Linked DNA regions of Homo sapiens: all the other regions are linked to region 2. A link is a contact called in ENCODE Hi-C or POLR2A ChIA-PET data. All regions are on one chromosome and are shown on one strand. The core of a region is the stretch at or near the end of the contact, and the rest is flanking DNA. Distances in the headings are between cores, read along the strand shown.

Region 1 (3,788 bases), core at 718-3,217, 320 kb after region 2:
GCGCGTGCCACTGCGCCCAGCTAATTTTTTGTTTTGTATTTTTAGTGGATATGGGGTTTCCCTGTGTTAGCCAGGAGGGTCTCAATCTCCTGACCTCGTGATCGGCCTGCCTCGGCCTCCCAAAGTGCTGGGATTACAGGCATGAGCCACCGCGCCCTGCCAGGATCTGTCTTAAGTGGCCTGAAAATTCTCTGAGGCCCCTGAGGGCTCCGCCTTGTGCTTCATACCTAGTCTCCTCCAGGTGAACAAGGGAGAGCTGGCTCAGGGCAGCCATCGGGGAGCTGGGCCTGTTAGGAAAAGGGCCCCAGGGCACTGGACAGCAAACCCACCTCCTCTGCCTCCCTGGGCCAGGAAACCTGGAAGTCCTGGCAGACCTCCTGCTATGAGGCAGCCTCTGTAGCTCCGACATGAGGGAAGGGAGTCAGTGGCTCTCTGCTCACCACCCAGGCTGGCTGGGAGACCGCTGGGGCTCTGCCCTCCCTCACCCCACACCTAGCCTCAATTTCTGCTGGTCTCATCTCTTGCCTCTTCCCACTTGACTGCCCTGGCTCACATGCCGTCCAGCCCAACTTGCCCCATCCCTCCCCTGCCGATTCCCTTTCCCCCTGAGGAAGCCCTCTGGGAGTGATCCTGAGGGCCTCTGATGCACGGAGCCCTTTTCCGCCTGCATGGACAGGCTGGGCACCGGCAGAGACGCCCACCTGCCCTGACCTGCCTCTGTGGCCTCACCCGAGAAGGTGCTGACAGAGTCCTTTCTGCGGAGGTCAAAGCACTTCATGAAGCCATCCTGGGAGCCACTGAGCAGCACGTGGGCTTCGGTGGGGTGGAAGCAGACTTTGTTTACCGTGCGCTTGTGTTCTGTGAACAGCTGGTCCTGCTTGTTGCGGGATGGCCGGCCCAGGTTCCACGTGACCACCACGCCATTGGTGGCTGCTGTGGCCAGCAGGTTCTCATCCATCTGGTGCCAGACCACGTCAGCACAGCTCAGGTTAAGCGAAGGCTTGCGCCCCACACGCAGGTTCAGCTTTTCCACGAACTGTTCCTCCTCGATGGCATAGATCTTGAAGATGCTACGGCCTGCCACGACCACCTGGGCTGCGTCGCGGCACACACTGATGGCATTGGCGGGAGCATCCAGGTGGCAGTGCATGGTGCGGCCTGTCAGCACGCTGCCACCCAGGGCTGTGGTCACACGGGACATCTTCTCCATGGCTGCACAGGTGATGAGGTCAGGGGTCAGGAGGTCAGTGAGGTGGGCTGGCCTGGTCAGCCTGGGTGGGTCATCAGTTCAGACCTTCCACCCAGGTTGGGACCCCAGAACTGCTTGGTCCCGGGCTGGTCAGTCTTAGTGAGCCAATCCAGGGCTGTCTATCAGCCAATCAGCCTGACAGGCAAGCTCAAATTCACTGGAGTCTGTCAGTCCAGCCCATCACCCTGGCTGAGCGGTGAGGGGACTTCCTAGCTTCCCTTAGGCCTGTCAGTTTCATGTCTGACTTCCACGGAAGACTCTAGCTGGACATTCCCGGCCCAGGCCACCTCTCGGTACCCCCATCAGCCAGATCTGGGCAGTCACTAAACGCTCGGTCAGTCAATCCCAGCAGGGGAGCGAGGAGACTCCCGCCGTCCACACTGTCAGCCCTGAGGGCGGCGGGGCTCTAGGGAGGAACAAAAGAGGGGAGGGAACAGAGGGCTAGAGGGGCCCGGGGACTCAGGCGATAGACGCGGGAAGGGCCCAGAGGGACGTCAAGGACCGAGCTACTTAAGGAGCTCGAGGTGTCTGGCGGGACCGGAGGCAGGAGAGAAGCCGGCGACCCCGGAGTACAGGGTTCCTGGGAGCGGCGCAGTGGCGCGGGGGAGCGGACGCTGCGGGACGAGAACCAGAGGGCCCGGGGCAGCCCTTCTCCCCCGCGCGAACCCCAATCTTTTACTAAAAGCGCACGGTTGTCCGGAACCGCCGCGCCGGAAGCCGCTGTCTTTCCCGTCCCTCGCCGGAAGTGGTCCTCTTCTTACCCATCCCTCTCAGGAAGTGGGCACAAACTCTCGCCCGACACCACGAAAGTTCCGGGTCAGGGAGCTGCGTTGGCAGAGGCCAGGAGGGGCCCGGGATTGGGGTCTGCGGGCCGCCCTGGGCGTTGCCATTGCGCTGCGGTGCTGTGCTTGTGTGATTGGTTTATTTATTTATTTATTTAAACGGAGTCTCGCTCTGTCGCCCAGGCTGGAGTACAGTGGCGCGACCTTGGCTCATTGCAACCTCCACCTCCCAGGTTCAAGCGATTCTCCCGCCTCAGCCTCCCAAGTAGCTGGCACTACAGGCGCCCGCCACCACGCCCGGCTAATTTGGCTAATTTTGTATTTTTGGTAGACACGGGGTTTCACCGTGTTGGCCAGGCTGGTCTTAAAACTACTGAACTCAAGCGATCCTCTGGCGTCAGCCTCCTGAAGTGCTGGGAATGCAGGTGTGAGCCACCGCGCCTGGCCTGTTTTTTAAGTCTCAATTTCAGTATTTTAATGCCATCACCTATTTTAATCCCCAGGTCCATCATGACATCTGGTCATCCCTAGACAAGTTCCGAGTGCCCCCAGTCTTCCCCTCCTTCCTCACTCCTCGACCTCGGGAGCAGCCTCCCAACGGCTTTCCTGGGTCCGTCTTTCCCCTTTGATCAGAAACCCGCACAGAAGTCAGGCACCAGGTCTTCTGCCTGAGGCCTCTGGCAGCTCCCACTATGCTGTGAATGAACCCCAACTCCTGGCCTCCGCCTTCCCCTGCCCACCTCCAGCCATGGCAGCCTCCACCCCCATTCCCAGCCCACCAAGCCCTTTCCTGCCTCAGGGACATTGTACGTGCGTGCGATGCCTCCTCCACAGAGCGGACCTCCCTGACCACTGCCCTAATGGGCTTCTCCATCACTGTGGCCTCCACGGCACTTGTCACCACCCATTCGTTTGTTTACTGGTTGTTGTCGGTCACATACGAGTGTGAATTCCACCAAGGCAGGAATCACATTCTGGCTCAATCCCCACCGAATGCCCAGTGCCTGACACACCTGTTCAACCAGTTGCTCTCGTTCTTTTTTTTAAAAAACTTTTTGAGACGGAGTTTCGCTCTTGTTGCCCAGGCTGGAGTGCAATGGTGCAATCTTGGCTCACCGCAACCTCCGCCTCCTGGGTTCAAGCGATTCTCCTGCCTCAGCTTCCCGAGTAGCTGGGATTACAGGCATGGGCCACCATACTGGGCTAATTTTGTATTTTTAGTAGAGATGGAGTTTTTCCATGTTGGTCAGGCTGGTCTCGAACTCCCAACCTCAGGTGATCCACTCGCCTTGGCCTCCCAAAGTGCTAGGATTACAGGTGTGAGCCACCGCACCCGGTCTCTTTAAAATTTTTTGAGACGGAGTTTTGCTCTTTCGCCCAGGTTGGAGTGAGGTGGCGCAGTCTCGGCTCATAGCAACCTCCACCCCCTAGGTTCAAGCGATTCAGCCTCAGCCTCCCTAGTAGCTGGGATTATAGGCAACCACCACCACACCCTGTTAATTTTTTGTATTTTTAGTAGAGACAGGGTTTCACCATGTTGGCCAGGCTGGTCTTGAACGCCTGACCTCAGGTGATCCACCCGCTTCGGCCTAAGTGCTAGGATTACAGGCGTGAGCCACTGTGCCCAGCCTCAGTTGCCTTTTTCGACCTCTCTGTCTCTCCTGGGTGTGAGCCATTGTCTGCTATTGGTGCATTTTGTAATCTTTTGCGACATCCTTGTCCTTGCCTGTTACTGTGTATAGAACAGGGTTTATTTC
Region 2 (2,700 bases), core at 201-2,700:
GCCCATAAGCCTCATCGATGAGGTCCAGGGTCCGCATGGTCACAGTCACTGTGAACTTCTTGTCCAGGATCTCACTGTAGAACTCTCGCTCAAACAGCTGTGGCTTCCACACTTTCTTCAGCCTCTTGGAGAGCTGAGGGTGCAACAGAGCCTCCATGAGTACTGCTGCTTTCTCTTACATACCAAGGGGGGCCCAGGCAACTGCCCTCACCTCCCCCCCGGAGGCTCCATCACAGAACCACTGCTGTCAGACTGGGGACCTAGAGCTAACTGGGCCGGCCCCCAGCCCAGTGCCGCCCCAGCCCGACCCGGGTCCTGACTGTGTACCCAGAAGTCAGCTGCTCCCCAACAAGCTGGGCGTTCCCGCCCTGGTCACATGGTTGCTGCATGTGTTTCAGAAACATGTGCGACCCCACAGTTTACAGGTTGTCACATTCCAACCTGGAGGTGACACAAGTCTCCCCACAGGCTTCAGCAGTCCCGCCAGGAAGTCCACCACAAGCAGCCTCGAAGCTCTGCTCGCCTCCCCCACCTGCTCTGCTCGCCTCTCCCACCTGCTCTGCTCATCACACAGGCCTCCTCCCCATCCTAACTTTACCCCGACTCCCCACGGCCTCTGGTTGCTCCCCCGGCCTGAGTCACCCCACCTCACCCCTACTTTATCAGTCCTGTTTGCCAGAACTGCGGTTCTTCACTCAGCGTGCTCCTTTGCCGGAGATGTGTCGCCTCCAGGCTGTAATCCCCAGGGCCCACCCAGGTCTCTCCAGGTACCCCGGGCGTCCGGCACAGAGCCGGCACAGCCAAGCCCTGAGAGGAGCCCCTGAAGGCCGCCTGCGGACCCACCTTGTCGTTGTTGGCATATATTTGGCCCAGGATCCAGCCCTCGCCGCCCCACAACCCCCGCTGGGATTCGGGGGGAAAGTAGATGGGAATGGGCACGTCCTCCACACGCTCCCGCTGCCCGTTCTTGGGGTTGATCTTGAACTTGGCCCCATGAGGCCTATAGTGCACGGGAGTGGGCGTCCGCTCCTCCTCCAGGGAGCGCAGGTAGTGGCCGGGCAGGCGGGAACAGATGCCCTCCCGCAGCTGCAGCCGCTTCCAGAGCCACACGGGATACTTGTGTAGAGGCATCGCGAGCCTGGCGGGAGGTGGGGGCTCGCAGTCAGTCGCAGCCTGGCCAGGCCCCCGGCACTCACCCCCTACCCCGGCCCCCGACTCTCACCCGCTACCCCGGCCCCCGGCTCTCACCCGCTACCCCGGCCCCCGGCTCTCACCCGCTACCCCGGCCCCCGGCTCTCACCCGCTACCCCCTACCCCGGCCCCCGGTTCTCACTCCGGCCCCTGTCCCGCACCCACCTGCCCCTCCCCTTCTGCCCCGGCGCCCCCCCACACCCCACCTGCCCGCGCCCACCTTTCAGGGTTCAGAGCCCACCGGAACCGGAAGCCGATCTGCCGCGCCTGGCCCTCCTCCCACCGCTGACTGGCTGTAAAAGCCATCCGTCTACCCCCTCGTCCCGCCCCGCTTCCGTCTTTAGGGACCGTAAAAAACACCCCACATACAGCAGCAGCAGCTCAAGGCACCGTTAGCTACGTGCGGCCCCGGCGTTTCCGCGAAGGGCGGCACGGGCGGGGCGGTGCTTGTTCTCCCGGGCCCCACTTACCCTACCCGGGAAGGAGCACAGAAAAAATGTAAAAACTCGTTTAGTTTGAAAAATCAATGTAGAATATTAAATTCACCAAACACAGATAGATCAGATCTACATAAAAATATGTCTTAATATCTTAGAATTTTCCTTTACTCCAAAAAACCCCATATATATATGTTTCTCCTTTATAAGCTTAGAGATTGCTTTGGTGGTCAAGTGCAGGGCGGCTGGGGGAGGTAAGACCTTCAGGAAGGCCATATCCCGGACAAGACCCAGAAGGGAAGCCCCCAGAGCCAAGGGTAGGAGGGCCCCACCCGGGTCTCAGCCACTCACTTCTCCAGGGCGGATCCGAGACACTCACAGGCCTCAGGGAGGGGCCAGGTGCTGCTCCTGGTCATTGCTTCCCCCACAAGGTTTGCATGAGGAGCAGAGACAGTCCAGTCTCCTGAACACCCACAGGGCACAGAGCCCAGTGCAGGGGGCAGACACCACCGCAGCTCCTGGGACCAAGAGGAAGCTCCCAGAGGGGGGCCCAGGAACGCTGGGGTGGGTGGACAGGGCTGGGTAGGGGTTCCTTCTGGGCCAAACCCCCAGAGCAGCAGAGCACCCCAGTCCAAGGAAGCTCTTCTCAGGGACCCAAGGCTCCAGAGCCAGGAAAAAGGGAGGGGCGGGGCGGGAGCCTGCATCCCCAGTGCCCATCAGCTCTGGGGGAAACCTCCGTCTCCCGTCCCTATGGTGACCACAGCAGCAGAGGGGGATCCTCCATGCCCCAGGCAGGCTGGCATCAGGGCCACACAGGGGCCAGGAGCAGGGGTCTCGGAGTCCACAGCTCCCGGCCCCAGTGGTGGGCTCAGGGCTCCTGGGCGCCATGGGTCTCACCACAGCCTCGCCAGGGAACAGGACCATAGGGAGTCCTTCTCCCCATCTCTAGCCACCCACAGGCCAGCAGAGCACACAGCCCCACCCTCGCACAGGCACCTGTGGTCTCCAAGTAACCAAGCCCAGGCCCCAGGGGCCACTGCAGACAGCAGCTGGGATCTGCAGAGGGATCTCA
Region 3 (3,464 bases), core at 1-2,500, 420 kb after region 2:
TTGGTCACGCGCCGCTCCTTGAAGCACCTGTACGCGCTGCCGGCGGCTGCCTTGTTTAGGGCCACGCACAGCGCCCCGCTGGTGGAGAAATCCAGCTGGTGGCAGAACCTGGAGTGGGACAGAGTCCAGAGTCTGAGCCACTTTCCTCCACAGACGCCACCGTGGGGCTCCGGCCGCCCCCCCTACCTGAACCCGTAGCAGGTGTCAGGGTCGGCCAGCTCGGGAAAGCGGTACCGCAGCTGCTTCTGCAGGGTCAGAGTCTCCCGCCACGCCTTGCTGTCAATGCGAACGTCCCAGTGCTTGTTGACCACCAGGAAGTCGCGGCTCCGGTACACGATGGACAGGTTCTCCACGCTGCCTGGCTCCATGGCCGGCCTGCCGAGCCACGCGTGGGTGCGTGTGCTGTGAGCACGTGGTGCGCCCCCAGCCCAGCATACAGAGGTACCCGCACCGCCCCACCCGGGCTCCGGTGCGAAGCCACCGAGCCGGGTCCGCAGCCCTACTGTGCACCTGCATCCTCAGTCCCCGAGATCAGTCCCCAGGGCGTCAGCTGGGGAGTCAAGGAGTCAGCCTGCTCCGGGCTGACCTGAAGGGCCCTGCCTGACCTAAGCCTGGAGAAAGAGCCCGTTCCAAACCTGCCCCACAGATCCTCCCCACAGACCCTCCCCTCCAGGGGATGCACGTGAATGCCTCTGCCCGACGGTGGGGGCGGGGAGGGGCTGCAGCACTACCAGGCCCGGCAGCCAGGTCTGCCCGCAGCGCGGGTTAGGGCTGGGGCCTCCTCGCTCCCCGCAGTCCGCGCAGACCCGCGCCCCGCACAGGCCCGGTGGGCAGGCCGACCCTGGCTCCGAGCCCCTCCCGCGCCCACGCCCACGCCAAGACCAACCTGCTGCCGGGCCGTGCAGTCCAGGCCCCCGATGCCGTGCCCGGCGCCGGCTCCAGCCGCGCGCCCGCGCGCTGGCGACCCAGAGACCCTGGAAGCTCCGCTCCGGACGCCTGGCAGCGCTTCCGCCCTGCACCGCTGCGCGCGCAGCCCCGCCCCCCCCCCCGGCCCGCCCCCGGCCCGCCCCCGCCGCGGAAGGGCGGCTGCGGCGGCCAATGGCGAGCTCCCCAGGACAGGACGCGGGGGCTGCGGAGCAGGAACTCGCCCCGCCCACCCCTCGCGCAGCCCCGCCTCCGCCACGCCAACCAATGGCGCGCGCCGCCGGGCACGCCGGCTGCTGATTGGCGGCGCCCGGCACGCTCGGGGCGGGCAGTGCGCGACGGCGGCGGCGGCGCGGGAGGTTCGGAGCGGGAGCTCGGGCTCGCGGACGGTATGGAGGACTACGAGCAGGAGCTGTGCGGCGTCGAGGATGATTTCCACAACCAGTTCGCGGCCGAGCTGGAGGTGCTGGCAGAGCTGGAAGGTGGGGCGCGGCCCCCGGCCGTTGGGGAGGAGCTGCGAAAGCCGGGACAGTGGCGACCTCGGGGAGGGCGTGCCGGGGGCCGAAGGGGCCTCCACGTCGCCGCTGGCGGGATCTGCTGTCTCGGGGCGGCCGCTGACAATCTCCTCTCCCAGCAGGGGCGTCGACTCCGTCGCCCTCCGGGGTCCCCCTGTTCACCGCGGGCCGACCCCCGCGGACGTTCGAGGAGGCCCTTGCCAGAGGGGACGCGGCCTCCAGTCCCGCCCCAGCCGCATCTGTGGGCAGCAGCCAGGGCGGCGCCAGGAAGAGGCAGGTGGACGCCGACCTGCAGCCGGCCGGGTCCCTGCCCCACGGTAGGTTGGCGGCATTGCCCCAGGGCCTCCGGAGTGGGCGCGAGGCTGAGGAGGCCTCTGGTTCCCTGCATGTGTCTCCCCCAGCCCCCAGGATCAAACGGCCTAGGCTGCAGGTGGTCAAGAGGCTGAACTTCAGATCGGAGGAGATGGAGGAGCCGCCCCCTCCCGACTCCTCGCCGACGGACATCACCCCGCCGCCGAGCCCTGAGGACCTCGCAGAGCTTTGGGGCCACGGGTGTGTGGCTTGGACATGGGCGTCCCATCCCATCTGTCCAGTGGGACTCAGATGGAGCCCATCCCGTGCCCTGGATGAGGCCTGGGGGGTGGGGAGGGTTCCATGGCTGAGAGCAGTCTCGGACACCCATATCCAAGGGTGACCCCACGCTTGAGTTTCTGCCACTGAGCCCCGGTCTCTCTCCAGAGTCTCAGAAGCTGCTGCCGACGTGGGTCTCACACGGGCCTCACCAGCTGCCCGCAATCCCGTCCTGAGGCGGCCCCCCATCTTGGAGGACTACGTCCACGTGACATCCACGGAGGGCGTCCGGGCTTATCTGGTGCTGCGTGCTGACCCCATGGCCCCGGGGGTGCAGGTGCGTGGCTGTGGCCTTCCTGCACGGTGGGTGGGCCAGTGCTGCTCAGGAAAGGGTCCTTGGAGCCCCTCACCCCTGCCATTTGCTTAAAGCGGGTCCTGTGCAGAGCCCCAGGGGTGCAGAGGGGGAGGCTGCGTCATGGGGCGTAGACTTAGAGGACACAGCCTCCCCACAGCAGGTTGCTGTCCAGCCTGTTTGTATGGCCTCGGGTGGAGAGGGCCTCCTTGCTTCCCCTCCTGCTTTTGCCCTTTCCTCCTTTCTCCTAAAGCTGCCCCCAATTTCCCTTTGCAGCTGACCCATCTGGATGGCTTCATTCCTTTGGCACCCCTGTCCAGTCTCCCACCCCTCACTGGCCAGCTTACTGGGGTTGTCCCACCCGGGTCCCTGAGCACTGATGGGGGCTGACGTGAATCCTGTGACCTAGGAGGGGCCCAGAGGCAATTGTCCTCCCTTCCCCACAGGGCTCTCTCCTCCACGTCCCATGGCGAGGCGGTGGCCAGCTGGACCTGCTGGGTGTGTCCTTAGCCTCCCTGAAGAAGCAGGTCGACGGCGAGGTAGGGGCTGCGGGTTTGCTGGGGGGCGGTGGCGGGGCCGCCTGAGCCCTCCTGATTCCAGCCTGTTGTTTGCACAGCGGCGGGAGCGGCTGCTTCAGGAGGCCCAGAAGCTTTCAGACACCCTGCACAGGTGACTTGGTTGGCCCTTCCGCCCTGGGGACCCTTGTTGGCTCTTGCACCAACTCCTAGCTCCTAGCGTGTGGGTTGGCATGGTCCCTGCGAGTTGTTTGTGGCTCAGGACGTGGTCCTCTCCAGTCTCAGGTCGGGGGAGGAGGAGGCAGCCCAGCCCTTGGGGGCCCCTGAGGAGGAGCCGACTGACGGTCAAGACGCCTCCAGTCACTGCCTCTGGGTGGATGAGTTTGCACCCCGCCACTACACGGAGCTGCTCAGTGATGACGTGAGGTCTTGTTCTCACTCAAGTGTGGCTGGCTTCCTCTGTTCCCAAGATGGAAGAACCTGGGCCCAGTGATTTTTGCACAGCCAATCCACTGGGCCTCGGAGACGGAGTGGGCTCTGGTTTGCCCTTTTGAGTTGTAGGTGGTGAACTGAGCACAGGGCTGTGTG

What was found. Hi-C counts contacts between places; a loop is a spot of excess contacts on that map. ChIA-PET counts read pairs that join two places held with the same protein, here RNA polymerase II (POLR2A). Pooled maps may share reads with other maps.
Region 1: a loop to region 2 is called in a pooled map, with 4 times the contacts of the local background. The contact joins the promoter of WDR24 here to the promoter of MRPL28 in region 2. A Hi-C loop is called at or near these places in 5 of 37 single-sample maps with no recorded cell type and 7 of 50 pooled maps. POLR2A ChIA-PET finds 5 or more read pairs at or near these places in 3 of 52 experiments (H1, activated T-cell and naive thymus-derived CD4-positive, alpha-beta T cell).
Region 3: a pooled map shows a loop between it and region 2 (7-fold over the local background). The contact joins the promoter of CHTF18 here to the promoter of MRPL28 in region 2. A Hi-C loop is called at or near these places in 2 of 37 single-sample maps with no recorded cell type and 3 of 50 pooled maps. POLR2A ChIA-PET finds 5 or more read pairs at or near these places in 1 of 52 experiments (A673).

The regions. Positions count from the first base shown.
Region 1 is chr16:688,431-692,218 of GRCh38, forward strand. It overlaps WDR24 (WD repeat domain 24), which reads right to left and starts at 1,968. Exons shown (of 9, transcript NM_032259.4): 1 at 730-1,968. The coding sequence starts at 1,210. RefSeq lists an enhancer at 1,849-2,396.
Region 2 is chr16:369,088-371,787 of GRCh38, forward strand. It overlaps MRPL28 (mitochondrial ribosomal protein L28), which reads right to left and starts at 1,451. Exons shown (of 6, transcript NM_006428.5): 1 at 1,412-1,451; 2 at 844-1,138; 3 at 1-133. The coding sequence starts at 1,131. PGAP6 (post-GPI attachment to proteins 6) reads right to left here. Exons shown (of 13, transcript NM_021259.3): 13 at 1,701-2,700.
Region 3 is chr16:787,370-790,833 of GRCh38, forward strand. It overlaps CHTF18 (chromosome transmission fidelity factor 18), which reads left to right and starts at 1,251. Exons shown (of 22, transcript NM_022092.3): 1 at 1,251-1,406; 2 at 1,562-1,756; 3 at 1,841-1,991; 4 at 2,178-2,346; 5 at 2,808-2,900; 6 at 2,978-3,030; 7 at 3,156-3,297. The coding sequence starts at 1,316. RPUSD1 (RNA pseudouridine synthase domain containing 1) reads right to left here and starts at 1,012. Exons shown (of 6, transcript NM_058192.3): 1 at 887-1,012; 2 at 187-375; 3 at 1-108. The coding sequence starts at 368. RefSeq lists an enhancer at 1-285 and silencers at 735-824, 845-1,304, 1,485-1,544.